2 separate regions of the Homo sapiens genome follow, and region 1 is linked to region 2. The links are chromatin loops, found by intact Hi-C in ENCODE. Cell type or tissue: GM12878. All regions are shown on one strand. Links, peaks and the distances in the headings refer to the core of each region. The heading gives the core; the rest is flanking DNA.

Region 1 (16,080 bases), core at 2,606-10,605, 61 kb after region 2:
GAGAGTGGCCATATGCGGTAGGGAGGCCAGGGCTTAGCACCATTTTGCAGGTACTCAGACAGGCTAGGTGACTTGCCCAAGATCACACAGCTAGTGCAGAGCTGGGACTAGATCCCAAGAATTCTGACCTCAAGAGGGGTGTTGATTTCCATTGATTTTGCAATTCCCCCTACTTAAGTCACTGGATTAATAATTTTAAAGTGTGGATTAAGGCAAGTATATTTTGTTGGCTTGCTCTCCTCTAACTTTAGGTCTCCCAGTTGGGAGAATGAACTTGTAGGTTAATAGTTTCCTAGTAGAAAGCAATAAATATATTCCTTAGTATAGACAATAAATTGTGGCAGTTTCACTCTCCTCCTTGGGCTGCGTCAAGATCACTTTGAAACATTCCTGGGTATTCTTCATACAGGACTTAGGGCTGTTTACTCTTTTCCGTCTCCCATATCAGCCTCCTTTGCCAATCATCTTCAGAAATACAGGTGTAAGCTGTGCTGTAAGGCATGAACCACACAGCACTTTGAAATGAGAAAGCTTTAAAGTAACAGGCAGGAATTTGAGGGGGAAATTGAAAAGTCTTTCTGCACAAAATGATTGTACTTTAAGGTGAAATTCACAAAGTCAATCAACATGAAGAATCTGGAAACTCTCATTGAGAGTTCTTTCATTTTTTTATACATTCCATAAGAAACAAGGTAGAGCTTTCATGTAAAGTTCTAACTTGTGATTAGAGAAGGCATTTGAAGTGTATAGAACAGAGAGTATATTGTAGCTGGCAGCCAGGGCATTTGCAGAGCTTCACGTTAATGGGCAAGTGTCTTAACCATCAGCATTGCGAAAAGGAATGGCACAGGAGTGAGGGCTGAGGGTGGGGTGGGGAGAGGGGCTCTGGCATCAGGTAGCCAAGAGTCAGCAAAAATTAGAGATAATTTTAAGTGAGGAGGTCCATAGCCTTTCTTTCAGGAAGTGGAAGGTTTCCTTGGCCCCTTTTTCTAATTTGAGAACAATGTGGCTCATACATTGTCAACCTTTTCACTCGGTGGTATATATTTTTTGACCTTTTATGTGATATTGATACTTAAATTATATATCCATCTTAAATTAATTTTGTTGCATATAGATTTTTATGTGTGGACATAGCCCTTTTTAAAAAATTATTCAACAGCTTCTAGGAGACAACTTCTCTGCTTTTTGGGACAAGGCAGCCCTGCAGTAGGCAGAACAGTAGGGTAGGATTCAGGAGAACTGGGGGTTAGGCTGGGGATTACTTGAAGATAAGGGATTTAAAGGAAGTTAGGATTCTGTTCCTCTTCTCAAAGTTGAAATAAAGTAAAATAAATTAGGAGAAACCTAATTAGAAACCTAATTGCTAAAGGGTTTGTTTCCCTACTCAGACTTGCCCTGATTTAAAAACTGTATTTACAGAATGTTCACAGCCATGTAAAATAGACTGGAAAGAAATACTCTAATGTGGCAATGTTTCCCTCAGAGTGGTAGAATTATGCTTGTGTTGTCTCTCCTTTCTATTTTGTAAATTTGGCACTCTTTAAAAAAGAAACCTAAAATAAATTTCCTTTTAAAAAATGAAATTCTAAAAAGAAACAAGAAGCCTGGCTCGTTCCCAGCATTCTAAAGGGGAATGATTGTAGAGCTCCACAAAACTGGCCAAGGAGCTACATAGTGATGAAAGGGTTTTGATCTCTTTGGGAAGTATTGTAGGGAACAGCTTTGCTGGCACTCTCACAGCCCCTTTCCTGTGTGGAGATTGGGCTGTGGGACCTTTGTCTTGAGTGGTAAATGCCCAGCATGCCGCCAGAAGCCCTAGCTGTGGTCACTCCCTCATGGAGCACCTTTTCGGTCTGAGGCTGATAATTGTCCTGCTTCTTATGTGGTAAGCTGTCAGGACTGTGGGCTGCCAGCTGCCTTAGCTTTACTAAAAGGAGGTGGTTGATTCATTCTTTTACTGTGGATTGTCAGCTGAATAAAGCGGCCCACCACAGCCTTAGGGACAAAAGCTCTCCATTAGGATTACACTGCCAGGTTGGAGAATGGCCCTTTAAATGCTGTACAGCCTCAAACAGGGGCTGTATTAAGCTGACCACCTTTATGCAAATCTCTCTCCTTTGTCCAAAGGCCCCCTCATGACAGAGGCCAGCTAAGCCTTTATGGACAGATAGGCTTTGTGCAAGGCTGGGGGATCACCCAGGTTAGGTGTTTCCAGGAAGAAAAGTGGATTGAGGCGATTTTGTAAATGTCACTGCTAATAAATTGAACATTGGCAAACTTGCACTTAAGACATTACTTGGGAAGAACAGATTATTAAAATGGAACAAATTGAGGTGCCATAGAGTTCTGGAGTGCTGAAATTGTTGTCCTTTGGCATTATGCAAAACAACATTATGTCTTTATCTGTCTTTTCCAGTTCCTTTCTAGTTTCCTCCCTGATCCTGAGCTGCTTTGTTTTTGTCCAAAGTGGAGAGGCTGCTCCCATCTGTGCTCATCTCCTCCTTAGTTGCTTTGGCTCTTTTCTCTCTCCTTGGTGCTGTGTTTTCCCTCCACCCATCTAATAGAATATTTCCAAGGTCTTATCTTCTTTTCCTCATGTCACTCCCTTGGGGCGCTCAAGTGACTTGTCTAATTTCAAATATTCTCTGTGAACATGTCTTATAGAGTCATGGATTCCCCAAGCTGAAAGAGACTTCCAAGTCATCTGTCCGACTCATGTCTATGTGGTCAAATTGACAATTCTTGTCAAATAGAGGTTGGAGTTTCTTCCATGTTTCATTGATGCCTAAGCATGCAAGAGAACCTAAAGTTGATGACTTTTCTTTCAGTACTTTTCCATGATTCAGTTTTTCTTTAAGAAAAAACACTCTCCCCTTTTGACCTTCAGCTACTTTAGCCTCCACTGCCCCAGGCCCATAACAGTAGCAACACATCTAATTCTTAATCTTTGTTCCTTCTCATATTAGTCTGCCTCCTTCATAGCATGTCTGGGAGTCATCCTCTCTTGCAACCTTTTTCTCTTCTTTCTGCAGCAGCTAACCTCGAACCCCTTCTCAGCCTGTCTGCTTGAGCTCCCCTTGCATCACCTCTTTTAAAATTAGTTTGATCTTGTGAGTCAATTCTCAGAAAATTTGAGTAGTGCCCAGCTACCTCACACAGTAAATAAAAATGTTAACATCTTCAGTTAGAGAATCCAGCCTGACCTGACGACTTTGATTTTCTCATTTGATTTTTCTTAACACCTTTTAACATTCCAGCTGCTCAATTTTTAGAGAATTATTTTGACAGTTGTAAGTTATAAGAGCTATAGCTCTTCTTTGAAATAATAATATTTTAATTTTTCTTTAGGTCCTTTTGATTTACAAAAACCCCCCACAACAACAACAATAATAACAATAGCAATGAAAACACCAGACACAGTGCCTTGCCCATAGTATGTTTGGGGGCATGAATGATGAATAAATAAATAAAAGTATTTGAAATCACTGTAGATAACTTGAGTTGCCCAGAAGCCAGAAATGTAGAACCCGCTGTCCTGGAAACTGTATTCTTTCTTCCTTGGTAAATTCCTACGGCATCAAGTAGAGGAAACCTTAATAAATACGGACTGGGAGTGGCCTAAAATATTCCACTATAATCTGTAATACTTTCAGATTCTTTACGGTTTAAATTTTTCTGTTCATTTATATATGAAAATCTTTCTGTTTAAAAAGTTCTTTAATGAAGTGTTCCAGTATCATTTTCTCTAGATTGTTTTACTGATTGGCTGTCAATATTTTAAATTGAAAAAGGACTGGAGACAGAGAAAAACTTACCTATCAAATTCTTAATTAAATGATTCATGAAGATGTCTTTTAAATGGTTCATTTGAAATATACCTTTATACGAACAGGAATGGCTATCTCCATATTAAGTCATCTGTATAAGTTCGTTCTTGCATTGCTACAAAGAAATGCCTGAGACTGGGTAATTTATAAAGAAAAGAGATTTAATTAACTAACAGTTCTTTAGGTTTTACAGGAAGCATGGTATTGGCTTCTGGATGGAGCTTTTACTCATGGTGGAAAGTGAAGCGGGAGCTTACACATCATGTGGCTAGAGCAAAAGGGGGTGCAGGAAGATGGGGTGGTGACGGGGGGTGGGGGAAGGGCATGCTGGGGGTAGAGGTTGGGGGTGGGGGGTAAGGCAGGGGAAGTTTTGGGGTGGGGGTGGGGGCTGGGGGTGGGATTGGGGGAAGGTGCCACATACTTTTAAATGACCAAATCTCCCAAGAACTCACTCACTATGGAGAAGACAGCACCAAGCCATGAAGGATCCACCCCCATGATCCAGTCACCTCCTACCAGGCCCCACCCCCAACCTCGGGGATTACAATTCAACATGAGATTTGGACAAGGACAGATATTCAAACTATATCATCATCTGTCCTGCATGTTTTCCTACATTTTTTCTATGTCTTAGGTCGTTCTGTTCCTGCATCTCATGATCTCTGGAGAAGTAACAAGTTCTTGATTTTTCACAATTTTCAACTAGCTGAATGTTATTCTTCATAGTTTTACAGGCTATGTTTAGATAGCCTTGTGTTGCTGAGAGAAACTTACCCTATTCGCTGCAGTGATCGGGGAGAGACTGACAATACAGGACTTTGATACAGTACCAAGTAAGGCAGGTGCCATAAGGGTAAAGGCAATGTGCTGTGGAGATGGAGGACAGAGGATCAGAAAAGGCTTATTGGAGAAGATGCTTTGGGGGAAGTGCTTTGAAAGATTTATATTACTTCATTAAGTAAAGATATAGGGAAGGACATTTTAGGCAAGGAGATGATCATGAGCAAAGGCTGGGCAGTATGAATGAAGAGTGAGTGTCTGGATAATAGTGGGTAGTTCCTGGAATTCAGGAATGTTGTGATTGGAAAGGTGAATTGGGTTGTATTGTAGAGAGCCTTGGGTGACAGGCTGAGACAGTTTTATTGTGGTGATGCTTAAAATCTCCAGACAAGAACACATGTGATTGTAATAGGAGAGCACATTCAATAAATATTTGTGGAGAAATCATATATTGAACTTCTTGTATTTCCCCTTTACTAACATGTTGTCTGTAATGAGGCAAGGTAGAAATGAATTTAATAAACCAAACCAAACTCAAACCTGTCTAACTAAGTGGGTTCCAAAGTCCACATGACTACTTTTGCTTGCTTCACAATGGCTTCAAGTGACAAACCTTGTGAGGGGATCTTCCTTGAGGTCACAATTGTGCCAAACAGGTAGTCCCAAGTGCCAGTCACTAGTGAAGTTAAGCACTGGGCATAACTGCCAACTGTGGGCACCTAGCCAGGTTCTTGCCAGATGCTCCTTGGCTGATGTGAATGAAAGTCATCTGTTGAGGAGTGGCTCCAGTTCATGTCACTGGATGATTCTTGAGCTTCTGCCCTGTGCTGGGTGCTGCAGACAGGGAGAAATCAGACCACATTCTGGCCTTGTGCTCATACTCCACTGGGGGAGACAGACAAGGGGTCGAATAGTGATCATACCTCTTAGAAAGTGACAAGTGCCCTGAGACAGTAGCAGACAATGAATTCTAGAGGGTTCAGGGAGAAGGAAGCTGAGGAAAACATTTGTGAGAGTGCATTCTACCTGAATCTGGAAAAACTTGAAAAAAATGATGTACTTTGGGATTCAAGTCCATACATCCAGGTTACACTTAACCTTTACACCCAGTAGATGCTGTGGGGATAGATATATTTTGCCAAACATCAGAAACAGATTGCTCTTTTGGGACTACACTATTTGGCTTTGGCATTGGTATGCTCCAGAGGCAAAAATGGTGTGTCCCTCAGAAAAGGCAAGAATACTATTTGCCTAAAGTGAAGCAAGTCCATAGAATCTGTTAAAAGAAGTTTTTGAACATCAACACTTACATTTTCTTCTTTTTTTATTAAAAAATAGAGACGAGGTCTCGTTGTGTTGCCTAGGCTGGTCTTGAACTCCTGGGCTCAAGGAATCCTCCTGTCTCAGGCTTCCCAAAGTGTTGGGATTACAGGTGTGAGCCACTGCTCCCAGCCATCACGCACTTTTGTATCTATAAACCAAGGTAAAGATTACAAGTAAGAGTTTTTACATTGCAGAAAAAGGAGAATTTCCTTAGAGGCAGATGTAAACACCATCTCTAGGGCTTGTATCAAAGACCACTGGACAAAATAGCATGAGAAAGCTCAGTCCCTTTGGTCAAGTAAACCATCATGGTGATTGCAGGGGGCTGGAATTGGGAGGAGACTAAAGACATTTGACTTCGTGCAAAAGCTAAAAGCAGTTTAAGACCATTTTTTTTTTGGCGGGGGTGGGGGGAGGTGATGAACATTCCCAGTTTCTCCAATCAATAGCATTTCTGTGAGAATTGTAACACTATGAAAAGTCATTTCTAATCTGGAAAGTCTTGGTGGTTGAAAAGTTTCTCTTACCTTTATTTTCAGTTATGTGATTATTGAATTCCCTGGTGTTGTTAGATGGGCTATTTTTTATTTAAAAACATCTCTTTTTTCTAAGATGATCTGGATAGACTATCCAGTGCCCATACATAACACTCATCAGTTTTTCAATCTCTCATTCTCAGGTAAGAAAACGATTTTTGTCTTTCAGACTTTACTTTTGTACTTACCTTTTTATATTTTACTATGTACTTGTAATGGAAGTAAGATTCCTCTGTAATTTGAAACGGATCATCAAGTTGTAAGTGGGGAAAATCTAAGTAATGAGCTGGAATTTTTTTTTTCTTTTTTGAGACGAGGTCTCTCTCTCTCTCTGTCACCCAGGCTGGAGTGCAGTGGCATAATCATGGCTCACTACAGCCTCGACTTCCAGGGCTCAAGCAATTATTCCACCTCAGCCTCCTCAGTAGCCAGTGAATAGCTGGGACTACAGACATGTAGTGCCATGCCCAGCTAATTTATTTTTTATTTTTAAAATTATTTTTATTTTTATTTATTTATTCTTTTGAGACAGAGTCTCACCCTGTCACCCAAGCTGGAGTGCAGTGGCACAGTCTTGGCTCACTGCAACCTCCACCTCCCAGGTTCAAGTGATTCTCCTGCCTCAGCCTCCCAAGTAGCTGGGATTACAGGCACCTGCCACCATACCTAATTTTTTTTTTTTTGTATTTTTAGAAGGGATAGGGTTTCACCATGTTGGCCAGGCTGGTTTCGAACTCCTGACCTCAAGTGATCTGCCCCCCTCGGCTTCTCAAAGTGCTAGGATTACAGATGTGAGCCATGGCGCTCAGTCCTAATTTTTAAATTTTTTTGTAGAGACAGTGTCTCCCTGTATTCTCCAGGCTGGTCTTGAACTCCTGGGCTCAAGCGATCCTCCTGCCTCACCCTCCAAAAGTGTTGGGATTGTAGGCGTGAGCCACCATGCCTAGCAATAAGCTGCATTTTAAAATAATAACACCTGAGTTAGTAATTCATACAATGCTCAGTCAGGCTTAAAGCATAGGCCAAGATGTAACATCATTCAAATAGTCAAAATCAACTCTTATCCTAGTGAATTGATTACATGTGAAATTGTGTAGCATCAATAATAAAATTATCTGTTTATGGATGTTCTTGATTTTCACCAATGACAACTACAGATTTAAAGTGCAAATCATATTTTATCTTGAGATTCTACTTGATCACTTTAAATGTAGCACTCTTCTAATTTCCCTCAGAGAATTATAAAATCAAGTGAAGGAAAGAAGATGTCTTAGTTTTGATAAATTGGTGATTGTAGATCAATAAGAAGTGTGTGTGTGTATGTGTGTGTGTGTGCACACGTGTGTATGTGTACTCAGTTGTAGAACAGTTGCAAACAGAAATGAACTTTAATGTTAATTTTCGCCAACTACTGTAATTTTATGTTTATATAGATATTATATGATTGTATTCTATCAAAACATAGCATATATTTATTGCCATAAATGTAATTTGTTTTTTTACATGATTTGCCATAAATGTAATTTGATACTTCTGTAATTAAAAAGTAAATAGATATAGAAAATAGATTTATAAATCTTAAGATATAACAATTAGAGCTCATTCTCACCCAACTCTTTCAAATGGGGCATTTTTCCAGCTATGCGGCTCGTCAATTCTGTAAATATATTTTTTGAAATTACATGAGACAGCCCAGTGCAGTGGTTGTGCACCTGTAGTCTTAGTTATACGGGAGGCTTAGGTGGGAGGATTGCTTGAACCGAGGAATTATTAATAGAAGCCAGCCTGGGCAATATAGTGAGACCTCGTCTTGAAAGAGAGAGAGAGAGAGTGAGAGAATGAGATTTACATTTCTGTTATGCTAAGTTGCTCATTTAATAAAAAATTCTCAATAGAAACACAAATTATCCTTGCACAGCCTTGAAATTCCATTTTGGGACCATTTCCTTAGTATAGGAATTCTACTGTGGTGGTATATACAGTGAACAGATTTTACCTTGTTTCTGTCTTCAAAGTTATTTCAATGGCAGGGATTAATAGCATATTAATTTATGGCTCATACTGTTTGCCTGAAGGAGACTTATCTTACACAGATAATTCTGACAGAGACATATACCATAATGCACAGTCATTGCAATTGTTTTGTAAAAGAAAGGTTAGGTGAGAGTCTTTATTTATTTATTTATGAGATGAAGTCTTGCTCTGTTGCCCAGGCTGGAGTGCAGTGGTGCGATCTCGACTCACCAAAACCTCCACCTCCCGGGTTCAAGTGATTCTCCTGCCTCAGCCTCCCGAGTAGCTGGGACTACAGGCATCCGCCACCACGCCCAGCAAATTTTTTTTGTATTTTTAGTAGAGACGGGGTTTCACCGTGTTAGCCAGGATGGTCTCGATCTCCTGACCTCGTGATCTGCCCGCCTCAGCCTCCCAAAGTGCTGTGATTATAGGCGTGAGCCACTGCGCCCGGCCCTGAGAGTCCTTTATTCTTCAAGTTGTTTCCCAGGTATTTGGGCAGGCTATGCTGGGGACCTTTATGGGAGCACTTTGAACTGCAACCAGTAAACCAGTTAAAAAGGATCTCTGCTATTACCACATTCATCTTTCCCTGGACCATTCATAAACCTTGGAGGGGATCCTAAGACTAGTATTTTTGTCACAGAGACCATTCAATATTTGTTAGGCTTTCAAAGTTTCCATTTTGTCATGTATAAGCCAAAATGCATGCATAGGTGTTTGAGGATAGAAAGTAAAACAAGACAAAGACACACTGAAGTCATTTTGGAGATTCTCTGTGCTCCTAGATCTATTAAAAGTGCTGAGATGTCTTGTGTCAAGAAATCTGCTTCAGTGTATTTAACCAGCATTTTTCAAATGTTCTCCGCTAAGGAACACTTAATACCTATTTTTATTTTTGCTTAATCCTGTTAACATCTTTTGGTATTCGTGTTCTGCAGGACCAGTGACCTTTAGGAAAGTTGTTGTTACCTGTATGATACCATTTTATATATATGATCAATGGTATTTGGCTCAGCTATATTGAATTCCCCAGGAATAATATTGACCAGCTATTTCTGGGCAAGAAGACCATCAGCTAATTGCAGTGTCAAACTTCTTATGACAACTGGTCATGAATGCTTTTGTGCCAAATTCTCTGATGTGTTGACTAAGGCTCTGGCAGGTTTGAAGGCATCAAAAACTCCTGAGGTATCTCCAGTAGATTCAAAAACTGGCCTTGCAGGCTTAAGAACTTTCTCTGCTGCAGAGACAACAGAAACAAGCCTAACTCCCCAAATCCAGAATGAATCTGTTGACTCAGTCCCCTCTGATCTTAGATGCTGTTGCTTGGGGATGACATTTGCCAGAGATTTCTCCCCTCTCCCTCTCCTCTGAGTGGCTTTGAGATGGTGGGTTTTGATAACTGAGTTCACCTCGTTGGAGAGAAAGTGTGGACACCAGCATCACAACTGTGGTGAACAAAAAGTCTCCTCCCCTTCCAAGGAAGCTGGGAAGGTGGATTGCTTCACTGAAGAGTTAAAGAAAAGAGTTTTAGAATATATTATTTGATTTTTTTTCTTTTTTCAGGATCATCTGTTGGGCACTTAAGTCACAGACCAAATCCCATTCCATGTTCCTGAGAACCCGTCCTTTAAAATACTGCAGAAAAATGGGTTTGCCTGTAGTTTGACAAATTAACTTTTCTTTAAGGAAACAGTAAAATGTGATTTTCCCATTCAGCAAAACTTAGAAATTCTTTGCATCAAATTTCAGTGAGTTTTATTTTTAGTGTATATGATTGGAATTCTGTTTAATACATAATTTTGAAAAGTCAGCATCTGTTTATATTGTGTATAAGATAGATCCAGTGTGGACAATGTCATATAAAATGTTAATCTTACAAACCGGTAAAGGCTTCAAGTTTAACTTAAGCCTGTTACTAACTTTGCAAAATTTTTTAATAAGGTGAGTGACTAGAAAAACCCTAGTTTCTATAGATTTTAATAAACTCAAGTGAGGAAATATATATAAAATGAAGTTTTACCCTTACATGAGTAATAATAGAAGTTTTAAACTGTTATGCAGATCTGTAGAATCCAAGTCAAAGGATAAGTTGTTATTCAGCTTTTGTAAGGAGCAAAGGAATAACTGTAGGAAGCTTAAAAGCTGTAGACATTTTAGGGAAAGAGGCATAGTGAAATGGACATGAGAGTAATGTAATCTTGACTCAATTTTAACTTTTTAAGCAATCATTTGCAAACCCCAATGCTTTAACTAATATTAAAACATGATTATTTCATTCATTTATTTATTCATTGAATAAAAATTATTGGGAGAAAGTGAAGATGGGAGGTGTGGAGGAGATGTGCAGGAAAGAAAGAGCCTCTATTCTGGGTTGTTGGAGGCTGTCATTTAGTACTTCACATTATTTTTCTTGTTAGACAAGATTACACATGTTGGATTGCCTCAGTGGATTGAAATGGAAATTCTATTGAAATATAATGGGTGAAAATAGTTTTTCTTCTATAATGGTTTGCTCTCTTTATCTCAGTAGCAGTGCAGTCTGTTTTCTCTGTGAGTCTAAGAATGACAGCCTGAGCTTTTCATTAGCCAGGGAACCCTGAGCTTCACTCTAGCAGAGTTCAGGGCATTTAAGAAAAAGTATGATTACTTTAACCCAGGTACTTCCCTGCTGTCCATAACACCAGATGCTGACCCTCTGTGCTTCTGTTTCTGTATTCCATCTGTGCTCTTCATTTTTATTTCTCCCTCTTAGCTTCCAGAACACTTTACGTATAACTTTTTAATGGAATTTATAAATTTTGACCTTGTATTCTAGTTATCTATTTACAAGTCTGATCTCCAAAGAGCAGAACAAATTGGCTTCATCTCTTTATTCTCCAGAGTCAGCCACAGAGTCCACACTTAGAAAATGTCTATAAAATGAATTAATGTTAAATGAATAAGTGGAATTTTTACAGAGGACTCTTCCGGAAAGATGTGTTACATGATGTGTGTTATCTTTAGTTCCACAAACGAGTCTCTACTTTTTATATAAAAGCTATCTGGTAAAGAGAACCAGGATATTAGAATATGGGATTTTCTCCTGTTGACCTTTTCCTTCGAACATGCTCCCTTTACATCATTTCTTTTTTTCTTTTTTTTTTTTTTTTTTGGTGGAAGTAGTCTATATATTATTTTGGATAGTGATTACACTTGTCAGAATTCATGAGACTGAAAATATGTGTATTGTATATTGTTATATCTCAATTAAAATATTTTAGAAAATAATACAATATAAACATGCAATACAATAAATACAATAATATAATACAATACAGTAAACATAATGATATATGTCTCTCTTGATATGGAAAGATGTTCATGGTATAATGTTAAGTAAATTAACTTGGTTAAAAACTCTGGCTACCATAACCCTTTGTGCATATATATCAAGGTAGTGAGTTTTTAAATTTTATTCTTTAATGTCTTTCACATTTTTCAACTTATTTTGAATGAGTATTTTACCAATAAAGTATTGTTTACTATACAGTAAAAAATTTAAAGTACATCCCCTGCTTATTAAAACTGCAGAAATTATTGAACCATATGAGAAGTTTATTTTTATTTCTATTAAATTACGAGGCTGCCAGATCACTTGAGGTCAGGAGTTCAAGACTAGCCTGGCCAACATGGCGAAACCCCATCTCCACAAAAAATACAAAAATTAGCTGGGTGTGGTGGCACATGCCTGTAATCCCAGCTACTCGGGAGGCTGAGGCACAAGAACTGCTTGAACCTGGGAGGCGGAGGTGGCAGCGAGCCAAGACTGCACCACTGCACTCCAGCCTAGGCAACAGAGTAAAGCTCTGTATCAAAAAAAAAAAAAAAAAAAAAAAAAAGTAACAGAACTGTAGCTTAAAAATAGTCATGAAAATTTATTTAAAAATGTCTTGGGGCCAAGTGCAGTGGCTCACACCTATAATCCCTGTGCTTTGGGAGACCAATGCAGGAGGATCCCCTCAGGCCAGGGGTTTGAGGACCAGCCTGGGAAATATAGTAAAACCTATCTCTACAAAATTATAAAAATTAGCTAGGCATGGTGGCATGCACCTGTAGGTCCTAGCTACTCAGGAGTCTGAGGTAGAGTATCACTTGAGCCCGGAGTTTGAGGTTGCAGTGAGCTATGATAGCACCACTGCACTCCAGCCTGAGTGACAAAGGCCCTGTCTCTAAAATTAATTAATTAATTTAATTTAATAGAAATACATCTTTTCTTATAGATGAACTATCAGTTACATGTTTTGAGTTTCTCATTCTTCATTTTTGGTAAATTCTCTGGTTGATTTCTTTTGGAGAGGAACCCATATTAGAACTTGGGGACAAAATGATGAAAAAGGAGAGAGGAAAAGAGCAGGATACAGGAATAGTGTCCACTAATGAACCCTAGAAAGAGAGGCCATGAACAGCCAGCTCTGTCAACTCAATTTTGCATAGCTCTCAGTTCAATGAGTAGCTGAAATAGATAGGATAGAGTTACAGTGTGTGAAGAGTAGACAGGAAAATTTCTCTAGGAGGTGTTCAGGGGCAATATTCCCAATAATATGTCCTTGAATCTTTTTTTTTTCTTTTTCCTTTTTTTTTTTTTTTTTTGAGAAGGAGTCTCGCTCTGTTGCCCAGGCTGGAGTGCAGTGGCACGATCTCAGCTCACTGCAACCTCCGCCTCCCGGGTTCACGTGATTCACCTGCCTCAGCCTCCCGAATAGCTGGGATTACAGGTGTGTGTCACCACGCCCGGCTAATTTTTTGTATTTTTAGTAGAGACGGGGTTTCACCGTGTTAGCCGGGGTGGTCTCTCTCCTGACCTCGTGATCCACCACCTTGGCCTTCCAAAGTGCTGGGATTACAGGCTTGAGCCACCGCACCTGGCCCCCGCTTTTTTTTGAGACAAAGTCTCACTCTGTCACCTAGGCTGGAGTACAGTGAGTGGCACAATCATGGCTCCCTGCAGCCTTGACCTCCCAGGCTCAAGTGATCCTCCTGCCTCAGCCTCCTGAGTAGCTGGGACTACAGACCTGTACCACCATGCCTGGCCTGTCTTTGGATCTTGAGTGTATCTAAGAGTATCAGCCTTGGTTCAGTGTCATGGTCCACTCAGATATGACAGCAACAAACACCCAAAGGGGCTTTAGGAGAGCTCTAGGTGGGAGAGAGATGTAGCAGGGGCCTAGAACTCAAATACTGGAGGGGGAAGTGATGAGGCAAGGATGGAATGCACTTCAAGATTCTTACCTCCTCCGAAGCCTAAAATGCTGCTGCACTTCAGCTTTGATACTGTCTAGAGGTTTGAAGTGCACTGGACTGTCACTCCTTGCTATAGACCAGGAATTCTCAAATATTCAAATCCCGTGTCTTAGCAATCACTGTCAAGGGACTGAGCTCTTAACATGATGGAAACCAAACTCTCTCTCCTATTTTTTTTTCAACGAACAACACTGATGTGTTTACAGACACTTTGTCAGCATAGTTATGATTTTTTGTGAGTTTCAAGAGCAAGATCAATTGCTGAAAAGTTATTGGACATAAATGTAATTGCTACAGAACATCAAAGTAATTTGTTGATAGGCAAGGGAACCAGAATTGGGAGAAATGTGGGATGTTCGTGCTTAGTCCTAGTGAGCTGAAGGTCACAGATGGAAATTGGGGGTGGGTGTAAGCAGGGTGGTTGGGAAACAACACGTGACACTTGCAGATGGGCAAGAGTGTTGAAAAAGGGCCAATGCTAAGTAATGAAAAGGCAGTACACTACAGCAAGTGAGTGCTCAGGCACTGCCATGGACTCCCAGGATGGCCTTGGGAAAGTTAGCAAAAATATTTGGAACCCATTTTCCTCATGTGTAAAATGGGGAACATAATGCCTGGGATGTGTAGTAAGTGTTTAATAAATATCACTTAATGTTATTACTATCTTTAATTATTCTAAAATCTTATACTTTTCTACTGCTATAAATCTAAATTCACTAACTATGGTTGCATATGAGCCCCATTCCAAGGGAGGTTTATTGCTTAAATATAAAAGTAACATAAGGAGGATGGTTTCATCTCCAAGGAACTCTTATAACAAGGGACCTGAAGACAGATTCCCTGTCAAGTCCCAGCGTAGTTTTTTTTGTGTGTGTGCTTTGGAAGAAGAATGATAGTAACATACTCTTCATAATTAATTAAAAAACTGGCAATATTTTTCAGTTCTACCTGTCTTTTAGATTTCACAGACTGTTTTAATCTTGATGAAATCCTTTCTAATTGTGGAGTTATAATGATTGACTTCAATGCCTCTCCTTATTGACTGTGAACTTTGTGAGGACAGAGACTGTGGCATCTTCATCTCTGGATTCTCACACTTGATATTGCTAAGGCTGGCTCGGAGTATGCACTTTGTGAATGTATTGGGAATAAATGCAGTACTTCAGCTTTTTGACTTAAGGTGCTTTCATGTGTCCCAGTCCTAGAAGAATTCAGGCTAAGTCTAAGGGAAATCAAAAGAAGATCTAAAAGAGATAAAAATTTACTGATAGTTCTATCAGTTCTCAGCTAGATTTTTATAAGATGTCAATTTGGAGAAGAGTATGAATTTAATGGATTAATAGAACAACAAGGTTGGTATATAGGCACATTCCTAGTGAGCAGAAGGTCACAAATGGATGGAAATTGTGACATAGCTAGAAATGTAAGGACCATTAACAATAACTTTGGAATTCCCCTCTGAATCCCACAGTAGACCACTCTCATTGGGAAGTGAAGGCTAGCCTTTGAAATACAGATTGAAGAAATCAATCAGGGAAAGATAGCACCAGACAATACATCCAGAAGAAAAGCAGAAGCTTTTCTTTTCTTCATATCAGGGGTTTATTGCTTCCTATACAGATTGATTTCTGTGTTTAATATTAGGACATGCTTTGGGAATAATGAAAAACATTAAGTTCTACAGGCTGATTGAATTCCACTTAAAATCTTACAATTCGTGTTTGTCACCTGGATATCTATAGGTCTTATTCACTAGGTTTTATTGTCCAGCTACTGTAACTAGCCGTGATAATGTGTACATTTGAGTAGCAGACTTCAGATTAATTTTCCTTTTTCAGGAAGTAAAGTCCTGCAAGGATGTCTTGTTATTTTACTGGAAATCAAAGGGATGATGAACTTTCCTTTGCCTGTTGGGGGTGGAGGTAGCCCTGGACAGTTATAGATAGTGTGAGACAGCACTTTAACCACTAGATGCAAGAAACTTGGAATTGATTTGTCTTGTAAATGCTTCCACAGGCCATTACCCATTCTCTAACCCTTTGAAACATCCTTAGACATGATGGGGTTGGTAAACTTCACACAGAATTCACTACGGAAATTAAATATGCTGGATTTCTCTGGAATTATTTATTCTGTAAAATCCTAGGACTCCTAGGGACCACATCTCTTTGATTTTGGTATTCTAAATTCTCATTTCCTCTATTTTGTCATCTCATTGTATAGGACCATATTCTGTCACTGCACTTTGCAAAGAGAAGGGTGAGCTGTTAAGGAAACATAGTTTGTACCAAGTTTTCTATATCATCTTTTGT
Region 2 (16,080 bases), core at 4,136-12,135:
ACTCCATCCATTAAGAGTAGGAGTTGAATATGATTTAATCAGAGATGATTTAATCTTCTCTGACCTTCCCAAACTGGATGAAGTCCCCCTTCTTATTCTGTTTCATAGAACCCTATACTCTTCTTTGATAGCAACTATCAAAATTTATCATTATTTTTGTAATTTTCTGTTCATTGGATCTCTCCTCTACCAGGCTATAAGCTCTAGGAAGTCAGCAACCATGTTTAGCTTTGTTCTCTGCTGGATTTCTAGTGCCTGGAACATACTAAAGGCTCAATATACACATAGTGAGTGAATGAACAAGTGAATGACTACCCTGGAGGACAGGCAGAAATGTTACTCTTGAAGGTAGACAACTCAAGAGAAACTATTTGAATTTACCACTACATTAGCCAGGCACCTGAGGTGGTCAGGGCTCTTGCAGTTCCATTTCAGTCAGAAGACAGATCATAGGAAACAGTCCCCATTTGAGCTCTGGCACAGAGGCCTGAAATCTAGATTTTTCTTTGAGCTCTTCTACTTACTGGTTTTGTGATCCTAATCAAGCTTTTTGCCTTCTGGGACCTCAGTCTCCTTCTATGACAATACTAATTCTTGTCCTGCTGTGTTAGTCAGGGTTCTCTAGAGGGACTAGAGGGTTCTCTAGTCAGGGTTCTCTCTCTCTCTCTCTCTCTCTCTCTCTCTCTCTCTCTCTATATATATATATATATATATATATATATATATATACACACACACACACACACACACACACACACACACACACACACACACACATATATATACAGGAGTTTATTAAGTATTAACTTCCACGATCACAAGGTTCCACAATAGGCTGTCTGCAAGTTGAAGAGCAAGGGGCGCCACTCTGAGTCCCAAAACTGAAGAACTTGGAGTCCAATATTCGAGGGCTGGAAGCATCTAGCACAGGAGAAAGATGTAGGCTGGGAGAGGCTAGGCCAGTTTCTCCTTTTCATGTTTTTCTGCCTGCATTATATTCGCTGGCAGCTGATTAGATTGTGCCCATCAGATTAAGTGTGGATCTGCCTTCCCCAGCCCACTGACTCAAATGTTAATCTCTTTTGGCAACACCCTCACAGACACATCCAGGATCAATAATTTGTATCCTTCAATCCAATCAAGTTGACACTCAGTATTAACCAAACACCTGCTTACCACACAATACTGATGTAATAAATAAGACAAGATATATCCTGTAGCACTTTGTCAGCAGTGAAGCACTGTACATTTGTGAAGAATGGCTGCCACTATTGATGTCTCACCTCAATTGTCATTGCTATTGCCAGCAAAGGTTTCCTCAAGGCTCCCCCAGATCAAGGCATTGTATAATGCTCTAGGACTCTGGAGTGAGCTGTTTGCTTCTTGTGGAGCTAAAAGAGGTATCCTTTGAGAAAACACATGTATCAGCCCAACTCAGCTGTCTGCAGTAGATTACAGGGTTTTTCTTTCCTGAAAAGTTAAATCAGAGCAGCTCAATAGAAAATGGGACATTTTGAGGCCACAGCTAACTGTTGCAATAGCAGTGTGCTTATAAAGAACCCAGGGACGTCCCAGATGGAGTGACAGCTCACCCTTCATATGCAGAAAGTTTGCAGTGGTCAAATTCCAAGGATGCATCATGTCACAAGAAGAGTAAGTGTTCATTTGCAAAACAGAACAGAGCCTCAAGGAGACATCCAGTCCAGGAAGGGCTATACTCCACCAACCCCCAGAGTAAAGAAGGGTTTGCAACTCAGGTTTAAGGAGGCAAAAGTAAGAGAGCACCTAGTAGTTTTAAAGGAATAAAAGCACCCTTGTCCAAACACAATTCATTTCTAGGGCCTGAGAAGATTTTAGATATGTTAAGAAATACACTGTTTGGGCCGGGTGCCATGGCTCACGCCTGTAATCCCAGCACTTTGGGAGGCCGTGGCGGGTGGATCACCTGAGGTCAGGAGTTCAAGACCAGCCTGGCCAACATGTTGAAACACCATCTCTACTAAAAAAAAAAAAAAAAAAATACAAAAATTAGCCAGGCGTGGTGGCGGGCACCTGTAACCCCAGCTACTCTGGAGGCTGAGGCAGGAAGAATTGCTTGAACCTGGGAGGCGGAAGTTGCAGTGAGCTGAGATCACACCACTGCACTCCAGCCTAGGCGACACAGAGAGACTCCGTCTCAAAAATATATATATATACATATATATATAAACTGTTTGTAACAGCAGTAACTGCTTGGCTTGTAGTGGTAATTAAATATGTGTTGAATGAAAAAGAAATTTCTTTGCAGAATCACAAAGAATGGAACTTCAAAGAAGTAAAAGTTACCCTGATTTTTCAAAAGCAGAAAGAGGAAAATTTCAGAAACTAAAGACTGCATAATTTTGAAGGCTGGTTCGACATCTGTTCCCCCCCAAAATTGCTTTCAGACTGGAGGAACATCTTTTAATGATATGCACCACAGGACTCAGCATCTGACACTGCTGTCACTATTATACCATAGGTGAAGACATATGCACCAGCCAGGTTAAATTTAAAGATTCTCTGCCTGGCCTCGTGGAAATAGACTTATTCTTCTCCAGGGAGATGTCCAAGTATGAAGACAGGTCTGGACAGTTCAAGCAGAGTGGCTGGGTAAAGATCCAGGGAGTAAAGTGCCTGTGAATAATGGAAGAAAACATTCAAATAAGCAGAGCAGAAGGCAAGAGCACAGCCAAGGCGAGCAGGTGAGAGTATGCAGGATGCTTTGGAGGATAAGAGAGAAGGCCTGCTGGGCAAAAATGAAGAGTTTGTTTTGAGAAGAAGACTACAAGATGATAACATTGGTAGGACAGTATGCAGGGGCCAGATTAGGACAACCCAGAAAGCCTGGCTAAGAAGTTTGTGTTTTATGATTCTGGAAATGTGCAACGATTCATTGACCTATTCATTCACATAGTCAGTATACAATTATAGAGACCCTACTTTATGCCAGATCCTGGACCTGTTCCTGGCTAGGCATGCAGAGGTAAGGAAGATGGGATCCCTGCTTTCAAGATGCTCACTGTCTTGTAAGGCAATCCAGCTCCTCAATAAACATCTGATGACAAGAATGTGCCCAGAGAGCAGGCAGGAGGGTGTGTTAGGAGATTCACTGTGCAGTTGCTGGGGTTGGGCTTGAGGGGTGAGAATGCGTTCAGATGTGTTCAGGTCAGCGCTTCCAAAGTGCCCTCCCATGGGACAGGACTTGCTGTGTGAATGTGTACCCCAGGACAACAGGGAGAATTTTTCATAAGGAAAAGGTGTTACAAACATTTTCCTAGCAGATTTTAAATTTCTTACTTTCTAGATAATAAATGTTCATTGTTTTTAAAACAGCAATGATTAAACAGATAGTAGCTGGAATTCTTTTATACGCATTTACTTGGAACAACAAGAAGTTGCACCTTACATCATTCTCTCCTCAGGTTGTTTCAAGTTATGCCAGTGGGAGCCTTTTGGGGTAGGGCAGATCCCACCTTAGAAAATACACAGGGCAGCAGCAGAAGCAATAAGAATGGAAGCAAAAAACAGATGGTCTAGATAAAGACAGAAGGAAAGGGAACCAAATTGGAACAGGAATCAAGCTGACCAGAACAAGGCTGTGGCTCTCCTAGCATATGTCTCCATGACACACACGGGAAAAGAGGGTACAGAGACCTGGACAAGTCCAGAGAGCACCCGGCACAAGAAAGTGGGCTCATTTTAAATGGAAGGGATTCATGTGGGTATCAAAAAGAATGCCAGACTGGAGAGACAATTGACAGAAAGGCAACACGAAGAGCTCTGTGAGCCCTCTTCCTAGTGAAATAAATGGTGAATATTACTAAGGAACACAACAATTTAAAGTCTCGGGAAATTCAGAGAGTATTCAACAAATGGAGAAACATTTATTCCAAAAAATGTACTAAATATCAGTACGAGCAGCAACCAGCTCCCTCACCTGCCCCCCAGCTTAGCGTGACAGCAGCTCCACTCCTTCCAGCCATAGCTCAAAACAGACAGATCCTTATACAGCCAGTTTCCTGACTAAGGTTCTCCCCCCAACCCCAGTGGCAGACTGCCAGCATTTCTCATCCCCTCACCCTGCTCCACATTGCAGAAGCTTTGCTCCAGGAAAGAGTATCTGAGAAATCTAAGTCTCTCATTATCAGAGGAGAGGAGGAGGCGGGGAGAGGAAGGGAGAGAGGGAGAAACGGAGAGAGGTAGGGAGAGAGAAAGTATTCAAAGAAGCAGGTTCTAAGAAAAGATCAGTAAAAATGACAAACGTTTATCTAGGTAGACAAAGAAAAAAATGTGAGAAGACTCAAATTACTAAAATCATGAATGAAAGAAGGGACATCACTGCCCATTGTAAAGAAATAAAAAGGATAATAAAGGAATACTATGAATAATCATATACCAACGAATTAGATAATCAATTAGATAACCAAGAGGAGATAGAAAAATTCTTAGAAAGACACAAAATACCAAAACTGATAGGAAATCTAAAAAAGCATATAAGAAGTAAAGGGACTGAAGTTAATAATTCAAATAATCTCCCACAATGAATAGGCTAGGTCCACGTGACTTCATGACTGAATTCTACCAAATGTTTAAAGGAGAATTAACACCAATCCTTCTAAAACTTCCAAAAACTAGAAGAGGAAAGAACACTTCCCAACACATTCTATGAAGCCAGTATTACCCTGATACCAAAACCAGACAAAATCATCACGAGAAAAATAAAACTATACATCAAAATTCCTGGCCGGGCACGATGGCTCACGCTTGTAATCCCAGCACTTTGGGAGGCCGAGGCGGGCAGATCACGAGGTCAGGAGATCGAGACCACGGTGAAACCCCGTCTCTACTAAAAATACAAAAAATTAGTCGGGCGTGGTGGTGGGCGCCTGTAGTCCCAGCTACTCGGGAGGCTGAGGCAGGAGAATGGTGTGAACCCGGGAGGCGGAGCTTGCAGTGAGCCGAGTTCGCGCCACTGCACTCCAGCCTGGGCGACAGAGCGAGACTTCTGTCTCAAAAAAAAAAAAAGAAAAATTCCTAATGAATATTGACACAAAAATCCTCAACAAAATGATAGCAAACCAAATCTGCCAACATATTAAAAGGGTTATATAACATGACAAGTGGGATTTAGTCCGGAATGCAATGATTATATATATATGGATGTGTGTGTGTGTGTGTGTGTGTGTGTGTATGTATTGTCTACACTACCCTGATTTTACCTGTACAGTATTTTACAGACTTTATTTTAGTCAATTATTATGAAAAACACTGTGATTTAGGAGCCAAATAACCACAGCTGACCTGGGACCAAATTCTGCTTCCAGTTGCCTGTTTTTGTAAGGTTTTAGTGGGACACATGGAACATAGCCACACTTGATATTTACATATTGTTTATGAATGCTTTTGTGCTTTGATGGTAGAGTTGAGTAGTTGTGAAAGAGACGATTTAATGTAGCTTGCAAAGTTTAAAATATTTACTACCTGGCCCTTTACAGAAAATATTTGGCTGGGCACGGTGGCTCACGCCTGTAATCCCAGCACTTTAGGAGGCCGAGGCAGGCAGATCACGAGGTCGGGAGATCGAGACCATCACCAACACGGTGAAACCCCGTATCTACTAAAAATACAAAAAAATTAGCTGGGCGTAGTCCCAGCTACTCGGGAGGCTGAGGAAGGAGAATGGCGTGAACCCGGGAGGCGGAGCTTGCAGTGAGCTGAGATTGCACCACTGCACTCCACCCTGGGTGACAGAGTGAGACTCTATCTCAAAAAAAAAAAAAAAAGAAAAAGAAAAAGAAAATATTTGCCAAGCTGATATTTTCCAGATGAGAAAATTAAATATCCAAGTTCAATATCTTGCCCAACTTCATACTACTATGAATGTGGTAGGGTTGAGAAATGGATGCAAGTCACCTGGTTTTAAGGCCAGTGCTTATAACATATATCATACTACCTCATTATCTGATAGGACTGTTATCATCCCATCACTCCCAACAATGGTCCTCAGGCTTTAATATTTTTTTTCCAAGATATTGGCATTTTTTCACTTTTTAAATGATAAAAATATTAAAAGGTATCTATTTACCTCTGAATACTTTAGATACATTTCATAGACTTGATATTCACTGTATTGCTTTTCATTATTTTATAGTCTATAATATTTCATTTATTGCCTCTTTGATCTGTTGTTTGTGAGTTTTTACTTCTTCAATTTTGAGGTGGTTGCAATTTTTTTTTAATTAAAATATGTTAGGTAACATTTTATTTTCCAGTATGAATAGTTTTCCATGCATGCAGATTAAAGAATACTTTTCATATTATATTGTAAACCAAAAAGTATCTGAGACAGGTCTCAATCAATTTAGAAGTTTATTTTGCAAAGGTTAAGGACCCACCTGGGTGATATGTCTATGCCTTTCTCCAAGTATTATTTTGAGGGCTTCAATATTTAATGGGGAAAAGCAGGCTGGAGGGGAAAGAGGTAGGGTATGGTCACATTACTGAATCCACATATTGCAAGAGAAAAGGAGCGGTTAGGGGAAGGGTCAACTATGTATTCATCTCATGCTCTGCAAATCAGCACTTTACATAAGATAAAGTGAACCTAGAGTAGCTACCTGTGGAGATACTAAACCTTTTATCTGTAGCTATTTGCTTAGGAACAAAAAGAAAGGCAGCTTCTTGCATTACTCAGCTTTCAGCTTAATTTTTTCCCTTTTGGCATAGTGAATTGGGGTCCCAAGTTTTTATTTTCTTTTTATATTTCTCTCCCGTTTTCTTCTTAAAATCTTTCAGACAGAGCATTTTAGAAGAAAATGAGTCTGTGGTCTTGGGTTTTGTCTCATCTCTTGTGGCTAGGACAGTTTATTTTTAGACAAATAGGTCCCATGTTGTTAGGAAAGCTCATTTTTGGCAGATGATGAAGTCTCAAGTCCTACAAAGAAAAAATGAGGGGAGGAAAAGATAAGGGAAGCAACAATCAAATGAAAAAGAACAATCCTAGAAAATGACTGTAAGCCATATTGCTCTGAAATCCATACATCAGTAGGCAGGTATGAAAGTGGTTTATATACATAAATAGGTTATTGTTATTTTCATCTGAAGTTTAAGTTGTCTAGCTTCAGTTTACAGGGACTTAGGAAAAGCACAGCTTAATTTTTAGTGATTTCAAATCAGGAGTTTGGCTCTGTGTCTCCACCCAAATGTCTCCTAGAGTCTCTAGGGAGAGGGTGAGTCTTATGCACAATGGTGAAGAAGAACATTTCTCTTGGCCACAAATTGTCAAAGAAGCTTTGGATTAATCCCATCTGCTGATGCTGCTAACCTCCCTAGTGTTGTTGATTGAGCTCCCATTTAATCCTAGGGAGGAATGGGCTGCCTTCTGTTGTTAGATTGGGGGTTGGGAAACATCATGTCTAGATGACCTCTTTATTATATGTCATTATCCTTATATTGACATATTCCTATATTATATTAATTATATTAGTATAATCTTCCCTTAATTTCATTAGATTTTGTATATTAACGCAGTCACTTCAGCCTGTGCGTAACTCTATCATCCCTTTCTTCCAGGGACAAAAACCTGAATGAGAGGTCCTGTACTTAGGGAGGTAAATGAACTGAAATTGATCACACAGTGTCTCCTCCAAGAAGTTGGAAGCTTGTTATAATTGTTCATGAAAAATAATTCTATGAGTGTTTCCCCTTAAGGTAAGCTCTATTTCTTCAGAAGACCTCAGGAGAAGAAAGGGAAGTAGGATGTTAACAGAAAACAATAAAATAAGATAAGAAAATTATCTGGTGGATGAGGGCACATTTTGAAAAGAGCTTTTCACATAAGGTGGGCATGACTCTGGTTAAGCCAAGCTCCTTCCTCTATGCATTCATCAGTTTGAGGTTGTGATTTTCTTCATGCAAACACCCAGCACAACTTGGAGCATGTATAAATCTGCCTCATCCCCCTAACACTGTTAAAACTCAAGCCAGAGTATTATACCTGTTGAGATAAGCAGAGTTGAAACAAGGATAGGATACCCAGAAGAGCAAGTCTATTCAAGGAAGTCCCTCCCCTCCCCTCCTCTCCCCTCTCTTTTCTTTTCTTTCTCTTTCTTTCTCTTTCTCTCTTTCTTTCTTTCTTTCTTTCTTTCTTTCTTTCTTTGTCTTCTTTCACTCTTTCGTTCTTTCTCTCTTTCTCTCATCTTTCTTTCACAGGGTCTTGCTCTGTCACCCAGGCTGGAGTGCAGTGGCATGTTCATGGCTCACTGCAGCCTCGACTTCCTGAGTTCAAGTGATCCTCCCACCTCAGTGTCCCAAGTAGCTGGCACTACAGGCACGCACTACTATGCCCAACTAATTTATTTTGTGGAGATGGGTCTTGCTATGTTGTCAAGGCTGGTCTTGAACTCCTTGACTCAAGCAATCCTCCTGCCTCAGCCTCCCAAAGTGCTGGAATTACAGGCATGAGCCACCATGTACAGCCCTTCACTGAAGTCTTCATAGTCTGAAGGCGGTGGTTTCAGACTGGAGAATAGAAAACTGAGGAGAGCTAAATGGACACTAGAAAAGGTACGTGGAATAAAAAAGTTTCTTGGTAGTAAGCCAAGAAGTTAATGGTTTTCAAAATGCTTAGAGGATTTGTAGGTGGGAACTGGATGATTGACATCTCCACAGACACTTAAATATGGCCATGACATATTAGCATAAATTTTTACCATGAATAGATTGTAGGTAAGACATGCAACAACTAGATAATGGTTAAAGGTGGAAGAAAACAGAATGTACCACTGAATGGGTTGGCAGTAGAGAAAGGCTTTGGAAGACACACCCTATCCTTGCCATGTGACTCACCAGAACTGACATGAGAAGATGAGGAGGGTGCTAGGTCAGTTTGGGAAAGTTTTTAGGAGTGCTAAAGAAATGCCCCTTTTTTGTTTCAACCAGCCTGGCCTCCTCATAAGACTCCCCACTCCTCCCCTTGTCCCCTCCTCTTCCCCATGCCTGGCCCCTCCCCCTACTCTCTACTTCCCTATGACAATGTCCTGATGGGGTTTTGTGATGTCTAAGCCCCTCCCTGCAGGCCTACCATTGGCTGGGTAATGGCTTGCTGGCCAATCAAAGCTTAGGGGTGTGGCTCATCATTGTCCTGGAAGGGTTATATATAGGGAGGCCAGGTGACCCAGAGAAGACAGTTGGGAGATGCTGATGTGGTGAAGATGGCCAGTAAAGCACAAGCCTCCAACCCAGTTGTCGAGGGACAACCACCCACAACACCAAAGAGGCGAAGAAGAGGAAGGCCCCCTCTCAACCAAGATTCAGAAGCCCTCTGAAGGTGAGTGGCGCACCCAGGCTCCTCCTTGTCTTCCCCTTGATTCCTCCCTGCCTTCCCCTCTACTCCTCCCTCCCAAGACGCCTTACCCTGTCCTCGCCTGGCACAACCCCCACCTCAGCCTGTACCCTTCTCATGAAGCCCCTGTTCCCACCCCTCCCCCATCCTCTTCCCCCAAACCAATGCCCTTCTGTGATCTCCCTGTTGTCCTTCCAGATTCCCAAGACAACCCGGAAGGGAAAAGAGAGTCTTTGAGGGAGTTCCAGGAAAAAAGCCACTCCCGAAAGACCGCCGCTTCAAGAAAACCTGAGGAAGGGAGAGGGCCAACGCTATCCAGCCACTCTGACCAGCTGAACGAGGAACTCAATCAAAAGGAGCCACAGCAGGACCAGGAAAGTGAGGAGACTTCCACCATCTCCAGCGTCTCCCTGGACAGCCAGTAATTTCAGGGCAAGTTCAAAGGACTAGATCTATCTGAGAGGTCTCCATAGGTCTAACCCCAGAGAAATAGCCAAAAGGGTCTATGGTACATTTTACACACAACAGGGTACCCCTCATGGTGATGAAAATAAAATGAACCTGTTGTAAAATGATTTGAGTGTCTGCATGTTCTAGGATGGTGGGGAGGGAAGGAGGGAGGAGGTGGTGTGTGGCAAGCGAGGGAGGTGGGTGTTGCGGGATTGGGGTCAGACTGACAGGTCCACAGTTAATCAGACAAGGAGGATAAGGATTGAGTCGGGACTGAGCACTGGAGGCAAATTTCCACTTAAGAGGCTGGCTCTGCTTCTTGCGAGGTTGCTTTCAGAAGGCCAAGGGTCAGCTCAGCACTCCTGGGCTACATGCTGTGACCCTGGGGGACTGGGACCAGGCTTGCAACTTTGTTCTCTGGCCCCTTGAGGTTAAGCACCCGCTGTGATGGAGGGGCCAGAGTGTTTGTGTTGTGTCCATGGCAACAACACTGTGATGGGGGCTGCTGGCAAAAGTGCTCCAGCAGGGCAGCAGAGGCCCCCGTGTGTGAGCATATGCAGGGTGGCAGAGGTCCCCATGTACGTGTGTAGGCGGGACAGTGTGGGAGGCTGCAGGTGACTGCGTGGTGGTGAGGCAAGGCTGCAGGTGCAAGGTGGTGGGGGTCCGTCTGCAAAAGTTCTCTCACAGTTGGGCAGGATCTGCCAGCAAAAGAACTATGGCAGTGGCCGCTGGGAAGCTGAGGCTGCGCTGCAAACGGCTGTGGCTAGGCAGGGACCTTGGTAGATGTCGGCAGACAGGGGGCACTCAGATCATACTGGCCCCATCCCACGGCTAAGACAGCCTTGCTCTGTCCAGGTCCAGCAGCTAACAAAGGCTAGAGCCACCTAGAGGAGTATGGAGAGTCTTGAGGAGTGGGCGTCCACGGCCATGCTCCACTGCAGCCGCTCCTGCGCCAAACCCTCTGGGCTCCATGCAGGCTAGAGTTGTGTCTCTGCCAATTCTCCAGGAAGTTCTCCCTGCCAGTTCAGATGTCCATGGTGGTTGTGGGGTCTCCTGCAGCTAGAATCTCAGAGGTCCGTGGCAAAATTGGGCTACTCCATGCCCATTTCACTCACCCCTTCCCTAAGAGTTGCTCAGGGGCAGGAACTAAATACTGCTTCTTGGCAACCCTGTGCAGGGTTCCCAGCTTCCTTCTCTTTCAGCCGGGGGTCTGCGTCTTTCCTCTGTCCACTCTCAATGCCTTCTTTCTGAAGATCTGTTTGGAGTGTGCTGGTCTACTTGACGGTCTGATCTCTCTCAGTGAGAGAAACTCTTTCTGGCTGCATCTAGTTGGCCATCTTGGCTCTCCCCCTCTCCCTTCATATTTTGAATGTCCAAGATATTATTCTTGGTTTCTAAATGCCCCTTTTTATGCCCTCCTTGTCCTAAATTAGACCTGAATATTGTCTTGTGTCTTTGATGACATCATTTGTAGATTTCTTTGAAGTTTTATTTTGTTCCCTGCTGTGTCTCTGTTTCATTCAACTTTCCTGTTTTTGTTGGTTACTATGTTTACTTTTGGTCTTGTGTTTCATGTAAGCAACTTTCCTTAAATATCTCATAATTCTTGGCCCACTGTCCATGAAATTGCAGTGGAATTGGTGGATCGTATAGTTGCTCTATTTTTAGTATTTTGAGGAGCCTCCAAACTGTTCTCCTTAGTGATTGTACTAACTTACATTCCCACCAACAGTGTATGAGGGTTTTCTTTGCTCTGTATCTGCACCAGCATTTGTTGTTGCCTGTCTTCTGGATAAGCCATTTTAGCTGGGGTGAGAAGATATCTCATTATAGTTCTGATTTGCATTTCTCTGATGATCAATGACGTTGAGCACCTTTTCATGTGCCTGTTTGCCATTTGTGTGTCTTCTTTTGAGAAATGTTTATTAAAATATTTTGTCCATTTTCTGTTGGATTATGAGATAATTTTCCTATAGAGTTGTCTGAGCTCCTTATCTATTCTGATTATTAATCCCTCGTCCTCAGAGGGGTAGTTTGCAAATATTTTCTCCCATTCTGCGGGTTGTATCTTCATTTTGTTGATTGTTTCCTTTGCTGTGCAAAATCTTTTTAACTCGATGTGATCTCATTTGTTCACTTTGGTTTTGGTTGCCAGTGCTTGTGGGGTATTACTAGACATTTAACTTTTAAACTTTTGTTCTTACATTTCTGTTCCAGACCTGTTGTTCTATAAAATATTTGGCTAATAGTAATAAAAGTATCTGGCTTCCTGTATAAAGTGATTCTAATGTATTGGCTTGACCAAAGTTTAAAATATCCCAGCATAGGGATTTCTAATGTTTAAAAAACCCTGCAAGGCAGTATAGTGCAATGAGAAGAGTACTAGGTTGTGAATCAGTAGACATGTAGCTTAGTTTTAGCAAAAAATCCCTGTGTCACCTGGGGCATGTCTCATGCCCTCTTTGCTCCTGAAGTCCCTTCTGTAAAAGGAGTTGAAAGTAGATGCTTACCAAGATACCTCAGTGCTCAGAGACATTCAGAATTCTATTAATAGAAATACTTTTATATGTGTTAGGTTACTGGCTATTTGATATCAGGTAGTCTGGGACTAAAATGTAAAACCAAAGTTACATTGTAAGTAAATATGGCCCCTTTTAAAGTTAAGTTATATTTAAAACTTGGTCAGACAATAACTTAAACTGAAGAATTTAGTCGTTGTGAAAAGTAATTTTTAAAGTAGAAAAGTGCCACGTTTTACTATCCTCTGGCACAATCAGAAAAATGATACCTAGAAATGGAAATTGATTTGTTTAAAATTGAGATAAATACAAAATTGTCGGAGCCATGGAGAGACCCAGCATCCAAATAATAAATCCAGTACTTTAGAATATACCAATTAGACTGTATTCGGAGCTCTACACTCTCTAGTTATAGAAATAAAATAATCTCCACGTCCACCTTTGGATATATCAATACATGTGTTAAAATTGATGAAGCTATGAAATTGAAAAGTCTGAGGTCTTTTTGGTCTCTAATCTTATTTTTGTGGTCATTTACAGACTCTCAAAGTTAGATTTTGATTCCGTTCTGTTTCTTCTATTTCAGCTATTTTACTAGCTGCAAAGAAGCTTCTTCATAGGAAGGCTAATGTAATTCTTACAGATTGCTAAAAATGAAGAATTCAACGTTACTTTTGAACTTCCGTGTCTGATTGATTCTGAGGAAAATATTAGGAGTCAAGTGAAGGTGATATTTTTCAAGAGAGTGATTATGACAAATTTAATACAGTATTAAAATATCAGGGAAAAGGGAACCTTCTGTCTTTTTTTTAAGTAGTAGATCCTAAATTCATTTCATAACAAAGAAATGCGCTGACTTGATCAGAAATGTTAATATAAAAAGTTGTAGAATTTACTAAATGGTGTTTGTTTTCTCCAGTCTTCATAGTCAAACTCTAAATTATCCATATGGATAACTTCTGTAATCAATCAACTTATTCCGCAAAAATCATTTTTAAAGGGTTTGTGTTGGAATATCTTATCTTCAGATTCTATAAATATCATAGTTCCTAACACAGGTATGGTCAACTAGGTGGTTATTTTGAATCCAGATAAAAGGAGAGTTAAATCCTTAAAATGTAAAAATAAACTGTAAGATGGGCATAGTAATATCACTGTTATTTCTGGGTGAGTCAATATCATTTTCTTACTATATCATGCTCATCATATGTAAAAGTGTCTCTCCTATATCTAATCCGAGGTCTCCCAGACTGTATTTCTGGTTTATTAGCAGGCATGAGACAATGGTGTTTTTTGTATCATAATAATGTCTGAAAGATTCCACATGAAAATATAACCCAATATGGTATTTTTAAGTGAAGTAGGATTCTGACCTAATGTCTTATTTTACAGATTTGGAAATTTGAAGTCCAAAGAAATTTAGAGACCAGCGTGAGTTTCCATAGTAATTAGTAACTAATCTGTGACTCTTTCCTCCCAAGCTAGGATCTGTTCTACTGCATATCAAAAATAAGAACTTTTCAGATAAAATTACAAATATCTCCAGGTTTTTCTTGACAATTTCTTTTTCAATTCTACTCTCTTTTCTATCAAAAACTATGCTGGACTGCATCTTTTCCACAAAAACTTTGTAGATAGTTAGCTCACAGGGGCTTGTACCATGAATTAAATCCGGTGCCTAATGGAAATGATTGGCTATAGAAGGCACTTAATTGTTTTTTTGTTGTTGTTGTTTTGTTTTTTGAGATGGAGTCTCGCTCTGTTGCCAGGGTGGAGTGTAGTGGTGCTATCTCAGCTCACTGCAACCTCCGCCTCCCGGGTTCAAGTGATTCTCCTGCCTCAGCCTCCTGAGTAGCTGGGACTACAGGCTCATGCCACCATGCCCAGCTAATTTTTGTATCTTTTGTAGAGACAGGGTTTCACCATGTTGGCTAGTATGATCTCAATCTCTTGACCTGGTGATCCACCCACCGCCGCATCCCAAAGTGCTGGGATTACAGGCGTGAGCCACTGTGCCCGGCCAATTTTTTTTTTAATATAGCAAATATATTGTTTTTTAATATAGCAAACAAACAGGTAATTGTCATTATTTTCAAATAATGCATGACAGCTGAGAGAAATCACCTGCTTTTTAATTTGAAAAGTAATTTTTTTAGCCATTTTCAGTTAAACAATTTGGCAATGTGTATTAAGGACCATAAGACTTTTCTTGACTTAATAATTCCATTTTTTGACTCTAAGGAAATAGTATTATGCATACCATTTCTTTGACACTATTCTAAAGCAATAGTTTTATGCACAAAGATGGTTAACACATCATCCTTAATCATAAAAAGAACGTAGGGAGTGAATATACAAGGTTTACCTATTCCATTCACATGGCTGGACAAACAGCACCTACTGCCTGTGATTCAGCATTAATTTGATGTATTTAGGGCCTTTTGAGCATTCATTTCCATTCTCATCTCCTGTGGAACAACTCAAAAAGGACCCTTGCCCTTTTGTTCATTTCAAAATAGATTGATCTGCGTTTGAGAGAAGATGCAGAAACAACTTAAATGTACAATAGTAGAGCTATTTTAACATAAATTATTGAATCTCCACACAACTTGTTATTATGCAGCCATTAAAATCAGGTTGTATAATTTTATTTAATAATATGAAGAAGAACTTTATTATAATGGTAACTTCTAAAATCAGAAGATAAAATTGTATGTACGATATGGCCTCAATCATGTAAAACAAATATAAATAAAAGGGAATATGCCAAGATAGTATTGACGATTACCTCTGCTTAATGAGATTTTTTTGAAACTTGTTTTTCAAACTTTTTGTTTTTCTACAATAAGTATGTATTGCTCTTATAATCATAAAAAGAGACAAGATGATGTATGTTCAATTGTTCCAAAATGATTAGAATAAAGTACTTGAAAAATAATAGTGAAACAGACTGTTTTCTTTCTCATGCATTATTTATAAGGAAAATAATTCCTATCAGTCTCTGTTTTCAAAAAGCACAATGTGTACTCTTCACACCATTGCCAATACAATGCTGACGTAATATTGGTAAAAAGCACAAATGATACCTCCAGAGACCTCTCTGTTGATTAACTGGTCCTTCGAAATTGCTAAGTTCTAATGAAAGGGTCACTTAGTCTCCAACAAACATAACATTTTGTCCATGTCCTCTAATTTCACACAATGACAGTGTAATTTAAATATATATGGTTTTGAAATTTTCAATCTAGTTTGAAGAAGTACTATGTAAATATTTTGAATATTCAATTTAAAGTTCAACATAATGGAGTAGCACCTATTTAACAACTATACTGTTCCACATGGGGACAAAGACAACTTTCCGAAGTTTTAATTGGTAGGGACCATTTTGTACAGAGATATTACCTTCCTTTGAATAGTCTTTGTATTTATGTGGTACTGGCTGCCTTAATAGCTCACGAATCAGCCGATAGATCATCTGTTCCTATTTGTTAGATACTTCTCTCAGATGCAGATTAATCTATTTTGAAATGAACAAAGGGGCAAGGGTCCCTTTTGAGTTGTTCCATAGGAGATAAGAATGGAAATGAATGCTCAAAAGGCTCTTCATACATCAAGTTGCTGCTGAATCATAGGCAGTAGGTGCTGTCTGTCCAGCCATGTGGATGGAGGTAGGTAATTCAACCTTACATATTCTCTCTCTACATTCTTTTTGTGATTAAGGAGATGCATTTCCAAAATGGTAGGTTG

What was found. Peaks named below come from ENCODE experiments on the same cell type or tissue, not always from the same donor. Only the 100,000 strongest peaks of a DNase experiment are listed, where the experiment ranks them.
Region 1: a loop joins it to region 2, with 4 times the contacts of the local background. A loop is called at or near these places in 2 of 110 quality-filtered maps.

What each region holds. Positions count from the first base shown.
Region 1 is chrX:151,568,888-151,584,967 of GRCh38, forward strand. The region is part of intron 1 of PASD1 (PAS domain containing repressor 1); the gene reads left to right. Among named protein-coding and RNA genes, the nearest start is that of PASD1, 13 kb to the left of the region's middle. In GM12878, for the core only: no CTCF peak of the experiment used is centred there; no DNase peak of the experiment used is centred there.
Region 2 is chrX:151,506,332-151,522,411 of GRCh38, forward strand. LOC105373367 (a long non-coding RNA gene) reads right to left here. Exons shown (of 3, transcript NR_188661.1): 3 at 6,374-6,955. It overlaps LOC105377213 (a long non-coding RNA gene), which reads left to right and starts at 9,220. Exons shown (of 2, transcript NR_135614.1): 1 at 9,220-9,349; 2 at 9,563-9,931. In GM12878, for the core only: no CTCF peak of the experiment used is centred there; no DNase peak of the experiment used is centred there.